2 separate regions of the Homo sapiens genome follow, and region 2 is linked to region 1. The links are chromatin contacts, found by Hi-C or POLR2A ChIA-PET in ENCODE. All regions are on one chromosome and are shown on one strand. Each heading gives the region's core, a stretch centred on a gene start or an enhancer-like site at or near the end of the contact. The rest is flanking DNA. Distances are from core to core; before and after follow the strand shown. Region 1 overlaps LAMA3 (laminin subunit alpha 3). Region 2 holds the start of TTC39C (tetratricopeptide repeat domain 39C).

Region 1 (4,343 bases), core at 1,226-3,725:
TCCTAGTCATTATTTTTGGGAAGTCCAATTCTCCATGTTGAACTCTGAAGATGTAAATTTGGGCAAGATAATTTGACTCTTCCTGTCAATCATTAATTTAAAAAATGTGCAATCTCAGCACTTGTCATTTCAATTTTGTTTGTGTTTTTTCTACCAAGTATAATTTCTGCAGTTTTCAACAAGATGTGATTCTTTGGTAAGATTTCAGTCTAAAACAAGTTTTACAGTGTGTGGTTATAGCCATTGTTGATTTTACTTTGTGTTGACTTTTTTTCAATTGGCAATATTCATTATGAATTGCATAAACTAATGCTAACTTATATGTATCTTTAGCTAACCCATTATGAAATTGAGGGCAATGTCCCTATGCTATATCCAGGATTCCCCCATTGTCCAGGGCGGATCTAATCTTTTGCTAACCTAATTCTTCCATCTGCTCTCGATCATTTTGTGAATTGTGTACTAAGTGTTCCTACACGTGGCAGAGGAAACAAGTGTTAGGTATCATAAGAGCTAGATCAAAACATCCTGCTTTCATGGAAAAGCCACCCCTATAGTCTAAGTGTTAGCATGTGCTTCTTTAGGGCTCATTTTAAAAATAAAACCTCAAGGACTGGTGAGCAAGCCACCAAGAGAGGGGTGGCCTTCCTGATATTACAGAGCTACAGAGTCAGCCACCAAGAGAGGGGCAGCCTTCCTAATATTACAGAGCCACAGAGTCAGCCACCAAGAGAGGGGCGGCCTTCCTAGTATTACAGAGCCACAGAGTCAGCCACCAAGAGAGGGGCGGCCTTCCTGATATTACAGAGCCACAGAGTCAGCCACCAGCCATTTTCTTGACAGATACTAGAAGTCTGCTGTGCTCTGCAATCCTAAAGAAACAAATTCAGAAATAATCATACTCTACTTCTATTTAAAAATTCCACTCATTCCACAAATATTCATTTCTAAATATTAGGTGACTTCTGTATCTACATAACCACACTAGCTAAATCTGCTTAAGTTACAGATGGTATCTCCTTGTGGAAGAGAATTTATGTGGCTCTGTTGTACATGAGGAAAGAGAAAAGGATCTTATTTTCTCCAATTCCCCAGGTATAAATATTGTCCAACTAGCTGCTGCTGCTGCTGCTGCAAAAAGGCAATCTGGAGAGAGCTACCTTTAATGCAATCAAAAAGAAATCATAGGGACACACTCTGATTTTCTTTCTGAGCTCTGAAACTTTAAGCTACATTATTAACTACAGTAGTTATAATCCACCTTAACTCTTATTATAAAATATACCTGAAAAGAATAAAAATGAGTCCGCGAGTACACACAAATGCAACTCTGTAAATTATAATGTTACTTTCTAAACTTGATTTCTTTGAGGACCTACCCCAGAGTGGGGAATAACGTTTATGGTTGAACTATACAATAGCATTTACTGTGTGATGATAGAAAAAATGTACAACTCCACCACTTTCTAAATCTCTCTGTTGTTTTTAACATCAAACTTTGAGTCAGGTTTAAATCTTGTTTGATATTAATGCACTACTGCATACCCATGTCTGATGATCTAATAATATGCCACTGGGTTGAAAGGTCTGAAATCCAAATGAGGCCTGGAGGTGGTCAGTAGGTGGTAAGCCCAAATCAGTGAAACTCAATTGTCCTCCTCTGGAGAATGAGGCAGATCGCACAAGCTGAAATGCAAACATGGAATAAATTACTGGCATTGTAATCATTTCTTGGCTGAAATACAGTACCTTACCCTATCTCACTTTACTCAAACTGATTAATGTGATTTATGTAACCTCAGAAAGAAAGAGAGCTTACTTTTCTGCATAATAAGTCAGCAATCATCTGTAAGTTTTTGTGTATATAGTTGGTCTTCCTACTTTCCTACAAAGTTAATGTGCAAACCTGAAAAGGTTCAGCATCTTGCAAGCACATGGGGAGTGTATATGAGCCAGTTCACTGTAACACTGTGTGCTATCAGAAAGAAGTCAAAAGTTGCTGCGTTAATGGATACGGAAGGTGGGTTGGCTGGGAAGCACTCCTTCACGAGGTTCTGAACTTTCACTTACCTTCCAGTCTTCCGAGCACTTTTTGGTTACTCCCACAGTATCATTCAATCTAACGACACCACTGGTTTTCTTCAAATTTTTCATGCAGCCTCGGAAAGCAGGCGTAGAAATGTTAAATCTGATTACGAACACAGATAAAAGGAAGAGATGGATCATGTCAGGCTCACGTGAAATCAGAGCTGAAACGCTGTGCTCTTTAGTACTTTTCACCCATAAATGAGTAGGTGTTTTATGTTTATCCTTTCCCATGGGATTCCCATAATGCTACTTATTTTATGATGCTGGGAGAACTGACTTCCTTTCTGTGTAAGTTTACATTCCCAGCTTTAAAAATGCAGACAACAATGTTAACAGAAGAATGGCCAGTGGCCGCAAAAGGTAAAGAGACAGAGAACATGCACAATATCTAGAACTGCCCGTCCCTCCCCGCTGGAGTCACGGCATTGCAGGTGGATAGGACATGTATTAATAAGTTAATAGATGATATATGATATACATATATATTAATAAAGTAATAAATCATTTGTAGGAACCAGGAGTGCTCTAGAAAACCTTTTGCTCTTTTTTTTCTGTTCACTGTTAAGTTAGCCACTGTAAAGTCAGAAGAAACAAAGTGTTACTTTTTGGTTCTATTCAATTATGAAAAACGTAGCTTGATTTAACCAATGCCAAGCTGAAACAATGGAACACATTGTCTGGGTTCATATGCTGCTGTATCTACCACCTCCTACCTGTGGGCAAAGGGTTATTGCCAGGATTTAAAAAATTAACGGGCCGGGTGGGGTGGCTCATGCCTGTAATCCCAGCACTTTGGGAGGCCAAGTCAGGTGGATCACTTGAGGTCAGGTGTTCGAGATCAGGCTGGTCAACATTGTGAAAACTTAACTCTACTAAAAATACAAAAATTAGCTGGACGTGGTGGCAGGCACCTGTAGTCCCAGCTACCCGGGAGCTGAGGTTGGAGAATCATCTGAACCCGGGAGGCGGAGGTTGCAGTGAGCTGAGATCGTGCCACTGTACTCCAGCCTGGCAACAAAGCGAGACTCTGCCTCAAAAAACAAAAACAAAACCAAAAAAACAAGTTAACGTACAGCAAGAGCTTGCAGCAGTGCATGGCACCTGGACGTGAATGCTCAGCAGGTGTTTCTGAGAGGCAAAATTGTGCTGCTCTGGACCAGCCAAATTGCCTGGGTTCAAGTTCTGTCCCTTCTGATTGAACAGGCAACTTTTCTCCGTGCCTGTTTCCTCATTTAGACAATGGGAATATGTGAATCTGTTTCATAGGGCTGTCATAGTCTAAGAAAGTTAATATGTGTAACACACTCAAACAGTGTTTTGTACAGAGTAAGGACTCAATGTGAGATCGTCAAGTTAGTAACTACTCCCATATTACTGCTCTTATATAATGAGAGCAATTTCTAAAGCAGCTCTTTCTACATGGCCCCAGGGCATTTCCCCTTCGATTTGACTTCTGGATCTGTCTGGAGCTGAATGCACATAAAGCATTCACACACATGAACTAACTGAAGTCCAGGCAAATATTTGTGTTTCTTAAACAAATGATGTACTAAGAAAACCCAAAGCTGATTTCATTCTAAATCCCTAATGCAGCTTACTTTTCTAAATGGAAAGGTGTCTGCATTCATTTTAATCCAATTCATTAGAAACAGTTGAGCTACCTGTAATAGACCTAAAATTAAATTTCATTAAAAGGAAAAGAAAGAAACAAATCCTCACTGGCATTACAGTATAAGCCTAATTATTTTATAAAGATGGCCTTTTGCCTCAGAAGAGGAGGAGGGTTCATTTCCATTCCTGGAGCTTGCCTATTTATACATGGTTTTAGGTCAATTCTTCTTTGGGTTTCAACATATCTCTTGGACAACGACATTCCAGATGTCCCTCTCTCCATAGATTATTGGTCAAAGAAAGAAGGTTGCAGAAAAGGAAAATAGTAGGAGAGAAAGGCAGTTAACAGATACAGACCACCTATTTTGCACGAAGCTCTATGAATCCAACTTACAATAAGCTTTTGAGGGAGGTATTTTCTCTTTTATATTATTTTATTTTATTTTAAGTTCTAGGATACATGTGCAGGAAGGGCAGGTTTTCTTATCTAACATTTATTGAGCACTGACCATGTGCTGACCTCTGCTAATTCCTTTACACACTCTGAATCTTCCAACCACCCTAAGAGATAGGCAGCTACTATGCCCATACTATAGATGTAGCAATGAGGCATTAAGAGGTTAAGGCCTTGCCTAAGGTCACAC
Region 2 (4,343 bases), core at 769-3,268, 87 kb before region 1:
AATATTCCCTGGACACCTCCAACGCACTCACCCACAGAGAAGTATCTTTGAAGGGGCATCTCTCTGCTGTTGCTGGGAGAGAGTTTTCCAACCACTCATATACTGCCTTCTATTAACAGTGCATAAAATTTCTTAGATAGTGCAAAAATTTCATGCTTTCAATGTAAAGGTAGTATTTTCGCCTACTAAAGAAGGGTTAAAAAAGACCATTAAAATAAATATCACAGGAGACTTCAAAGCAAGAAGTACTTAAACATGCAAGTACCTAAATCATCAACTAAAAAGGGTAAATTTGACTCTACAACTATCTCCATCCTTCTCTCATACGACACAAACTGGTAGTCTAAAAAAGGAATCATAGCACGGTACAGGAAATATTCACACCTTTTTTCCTGAGGGCTTCTTAAAAACTACAAAAGAGAAATTGTGTGACAAGTAAACCTTTTAAATCCCCCATCAACAGCCTTTGATGAAACTCCATCTTGAAACCAGACCTGTATGCTTTAAAAATGAAATGTTCTAAGTAAAGCGAAGTTGTTTTTACTTTCAGACCAAAGGGGGGAAAAAATCACCGATTTAAAAGTAAAAGGGCTTTAGTGAAAAGTTCACAGTTGTGAGATACTTGCTTCGCCATTAAGAAGGTGGAAGCTCTGCTGGGTAGAAACCACCATTCTCTGAGGTCTGAGACTTTAGGCATTCTCATTCTTACAGACTCTGTCTCCCGGTCACAGTTGTACATTGGTCCTCTCATTCCAACCAAACTACAGGGTCTCCATAGCGTGAAGCATGTGGTCCTTAAACGTGTTGGGGAAAGCTGCTAATCAACGTCCTTAAGGCTCGTCAACAATCAGACGGCAAATCACAAACTTGCTTCCTCAACCCGAGAACAAACACTCCAGGTCCCCAAAGAAATGAAGGTTCCTTCCACTCCCACAGGAAAACTACCAGGTTTCAGTTCTTTCGCTTTATTTTTTAAAAGACAAATAAAAAATTAACTGAACACACGTGTTTTCCTACCATTCTCATACTTTTTAAAAATCCCTCCATTTTCTTCCTTCCTTTATTTACGTTGGAAAAATTCTTAATAAATAACGCCTGCTTGAAAGACATCAGGAACTCATTTTGAGGACTGAGTTTGCAGAAGACAAGGCAGAGAGATGAGTGGGCAGAGTTGAGCTGAAATTTTTAAATTCCTGCACGGCAAAGCAATTGTGCGTATCTGTTTTCAAACAATAAAAGCGTCTGGAATTGCACAATGTTGCAGAGCCATGCGAGGCGCGAGGAGCAGGCAGCCGGAGGGCTCCGTGTCACAAAGGCTGCCGGGGCAGCACGCGAGCCAGAGTCACGACAAGCCCGGGTCCCAGGCTCGCTGCTGCCTCAAATCTCATCCGGTCCCAAAGCCAGCTGCCCTGCAGAGAGGAGCCTACCGGCACCGGGCACGTCTGTGGGAGGGCGAGGCTGGGAGAAAGTGAGAGGGGGACTGCGGGCGCGCGGGGCGGGCGCGCGGCGGGTCCCGGGAGGGAAAGGACAACGGAGCCGGGGGTAGGGGGTGGACGAGGAGATGTGGCAGAGGCGCATTCCCTCTGGCTGATCTTGCCAGGGAGGAGACCTGAGGACCGGAATCGGTGACCGACAGGAGGGGGAGGGGGCTCCCGGGGGCCGCAGGTCGAGGCGCGTGAGCCGGACACGAGGTGCGCGCTGCAGGGTTGGGGAATCGGGGACGCGTGGGTCACCTGTATTGTTTGAAAAGCTGGTCCGACTCCCTGAAGCCGTTGTTGAGCAGCATGTTGATGCCGGCCAGGGCCAGCTCCGCGTCCTGCAGGGGCGCCGCCGCCGCCGCTGCCGCGTCCGAGTCTCCGTCGTCCCGCCGCCGCGGCCGCTGCTGCTCCGAGCCGGCCATGGGCGTGCGAGGCCCTGCGCTGGGCCGAGGCGAGATCGGGAGCAGCTGCTGCGGCCCCGCGCGCGCCCGGAGCCCGGCTCTACCTGCCCGGAGCCAAGCGGAGCCGGGAGGGGAGGGGAGGGGAGGGGAGAAGACGGGAGGGAAGAGGAGGGAAGGACCGCGGAGGGAGGAGCCGCGGCCCGGCTGCGGCGCGGCGTGGGAGGTGGGCGTCCGGCCGCCGCCGCGGGGATTACTCAGCAGCACCCGCCCGCTCCTCTCGCGCCCTCCGAAGCACCCAACTCGCGCGGGCCCCGAAGCGGAATCCGTTTCCGGGTGTCTCTCACCCCGCCAAGCCGGTCCCCGAGCGGCGGCCGCCTCCACTTCCTGCAGCCCCCGCGCCCCGGCCCCTCCCGGGTCCCCAAGCCGCGCCTTCGCCCACCGCCCAGGACTGCTCGGACACACGCACGCGAGACCCGGAGACCCGAGCGCCCCACCCTCCCCCGAAGGGGCCGGACCCAGGAGTCGGGAGGAGGGCAAGGCGCGGAGGGAGAACGAGCGTGCGGATGTGGAAGGAAAGGGAAAGGGAAGGGGAACTCCGCCCGGGCCGCTATGCTAGCGCGCGGCGCTTTGTCCACGAGTAACTGAAACTCCACGAGTAACTGAAACCCCACGCAGCCCGCGCCCGCGACCCCAGACTTCATCCCGACCCTGGGGCCGCCCCCTAGGACCAGGGCAGCCAATTCCCGAGGAGGTGGGCGGCGGGGGCGGGGTCTCTGGCACCTGCCCCGCAGCTCCCCGGAGCCCCGCGCTGCGGGACTGCAAGGCAGAGCCCCTCGGATCCCGGTACCACCCACTCCAGCCCGCCACCAACATTTGCGCAGTGGGGCAGGAGGAGAAATGGAGGCCTATATGCCATGTGCCCAAATATTTAAAAGTTATAAATTCAGCTGCCAAAGTGTGTTCTATTCTCACACTGCCAATTATTCTTGCAAAGCTTTGGCGTTCATATGACCAAATGTCAGCAAAACATCAAAAGTGACTGAATTTAACCATTATCACAGAAGTCTCACTGTTCTGATGATGGGCTGGTGATATCTGGATGCCTAATATTCTAGAGACAAGCAATTCATAAATCATCTTTATGTTTTTTCCACAAATTTATTTTTCTCTAATTTAGCAAAATCCCTTAATGTAGTGTTGCAATCAAGATTATGCTCTAATGCCAAATTGGACAACCTTCCTTGAGTCGCTGTCGTTTTTAGAGTGTAGTTTATTAATTTCAACTTGAAGAAACTTTGCTGAAACATTTATAACAGAATTTTTTTTAAATGAAAGCAATCCTCAGGTTTAGAAATAACTCCTGAATTTTAAACATTATGTCATCCATTATCATGGGACCAATATAATAAGTTATTACAGAAAAATGCAAAATAATTTTGTCATGTAAGTTGCTTTTACTTATTTTGTAAATTGTACCATCCCTTATAAGAATATCTAAATCCATACAGGATTTTCAACTTTTATAAATAGAAATTTTAGAGTAATAAGAATTACTGCCACTCCTTAAGTGTCATGTGTAACTGTTGCAAAGCCATGCTAATTCTTGAGTACATCTGGAACCACAAACTGGAACACTGACAGAAGCAAGAAAATGGACGATTCACATCCTTGGGAAACAGTACGTTGTAATGCAGGAGTCACTGCATTCATGCTGTCTGAGAAGAAGGATTTGACAAGCTGACCTTTAAAAGAAAATCTAGGTTTTCTTGGATTTAACATAATGTTAGTCTCAAACATCAGCAGTGTCACCATCCTTCATGGCACTGAGAGGCTGTAACCTTTTGTTTTTAGGGCACTGAGCTAAAGATGAGAAGAAGCGTTCCCTGGAGCCTGCATGGCATCAATCATGAGAATGGATGTTGAGGGTTATGCACCCCACTGAGGCAGCACTGAATGCCAGATCCCAAGTTACAGAGGTGCTTGTATGTTTTTAAATAAATTTATGCGTGTGTGTGTGTGTGTGTGTGTGTGTGTGTGTGTGTTTTGATGGGCAGGGCCCTCAAACGCAGGTCTTAGGGACTGTACTGCTCATTGAGGCCCACATGAGGCCATTGGCATGGAGGGCTCCCCTGGCCACACACTGCCCGAGGTCACCCTGACAACATGCACTTACAGGCTGCTGGAACTTTGGATCTGTGGAACCATTTGCCCAGATCCCTGAAGCAGTCTAGTCAATAAGGGAGAGAAGCCAAGAGCAAAATATCAGACATAGGAGATAGCCTGCAGTCCCCCAACTGAGAAAGACAGCCAAGCACAGTCCTGTATGTCCCTATTACTGGGAAGAAAAAACAAGAATTTCAAGGAATTGATGACACTATGTTTATGAGTTATACTTGAGGCCCTGCAGCTGAGGATGTGGGGAGGGGTGAGCAAAGTCAGAGCACTCTTTGTGGGGCTAGTTCTG

What was found. Hi-C counts contacts between places; a loop is a spot of excess contacts on that map. ChIA-PET counts read pairs that join two places held with the same protein, here RNA polymerase II (POLR2A). Pooled maps may share reads with other maps.
Region 2: a map of prostate gland shows a loop between it and region 1 (3-fold over the local background). The contact joins the promoter of TTC39C here to the enhancer-like site in region 1. A Hi-C loop is called at or near these places in 9 of 168 maps with a recorded cell type or tissue (CD4-positive, alpha-beta T cell, CD4-positive, alpha-beta memory T cell, CD8-positive, alpha-beta T cell and 6 more), 8 of 37 single-sample maps with no recorded cell type and 12 of 50 pooled maps. POLR2A ChIA-PET finds 5 or more read pairs at or near these places in 6 of 52 experiments (CD4-positive, alpha-beta memory T cell, OCI-LY7, activated CD4-positive, alpha-beta memory T cell and 3 more).

The regions. Positions count from the first base shown.
Region 1 is chr18:23,925,968-23,930,310 of GRCh38, reverse strand. It overlaps LAMA3 (laminin subunit alpha 3), which reads right to left. Exons shown (of 75, transcript NM_198129.4): 63 at 2,071-2,188; 64 at 1,546-1,686. Among named protein-coding and RNA genes, the nearest start is that of LINC02958, 54 kb to the left of the region's middle. Within about 2 kb of position 2,475, at least 2 of the 41 ENCODE cell types and tissues checked have a DNase peak (open chromatin) inside an H3K27ac peak, as active enhancers do; they include prostate gland, where a contact is called at or near this core.
Region 2 is chr18:24,012,429-24,016,771 of GRCh38, reverse strand. It overlaps TTC39C (tetratricopeptide repeat domain 39C), which reads right to left and starts at 2,018. Exons shown (of 14, transcript NM_001135993.2): 1 at 1,734-2,018. The coding sequence starts at 1,900. It overlaps TTC39C-AS1 (TTC39C antisense RNA 1), which reads left to right and starts at 1,312. Exons shown (of 6, transcript NR_110796.1): 1 at 1,312-1,468; 2 at 3,731-3,855. RefSeq lists silencers at 1,602-1,781, 1,862-2,781.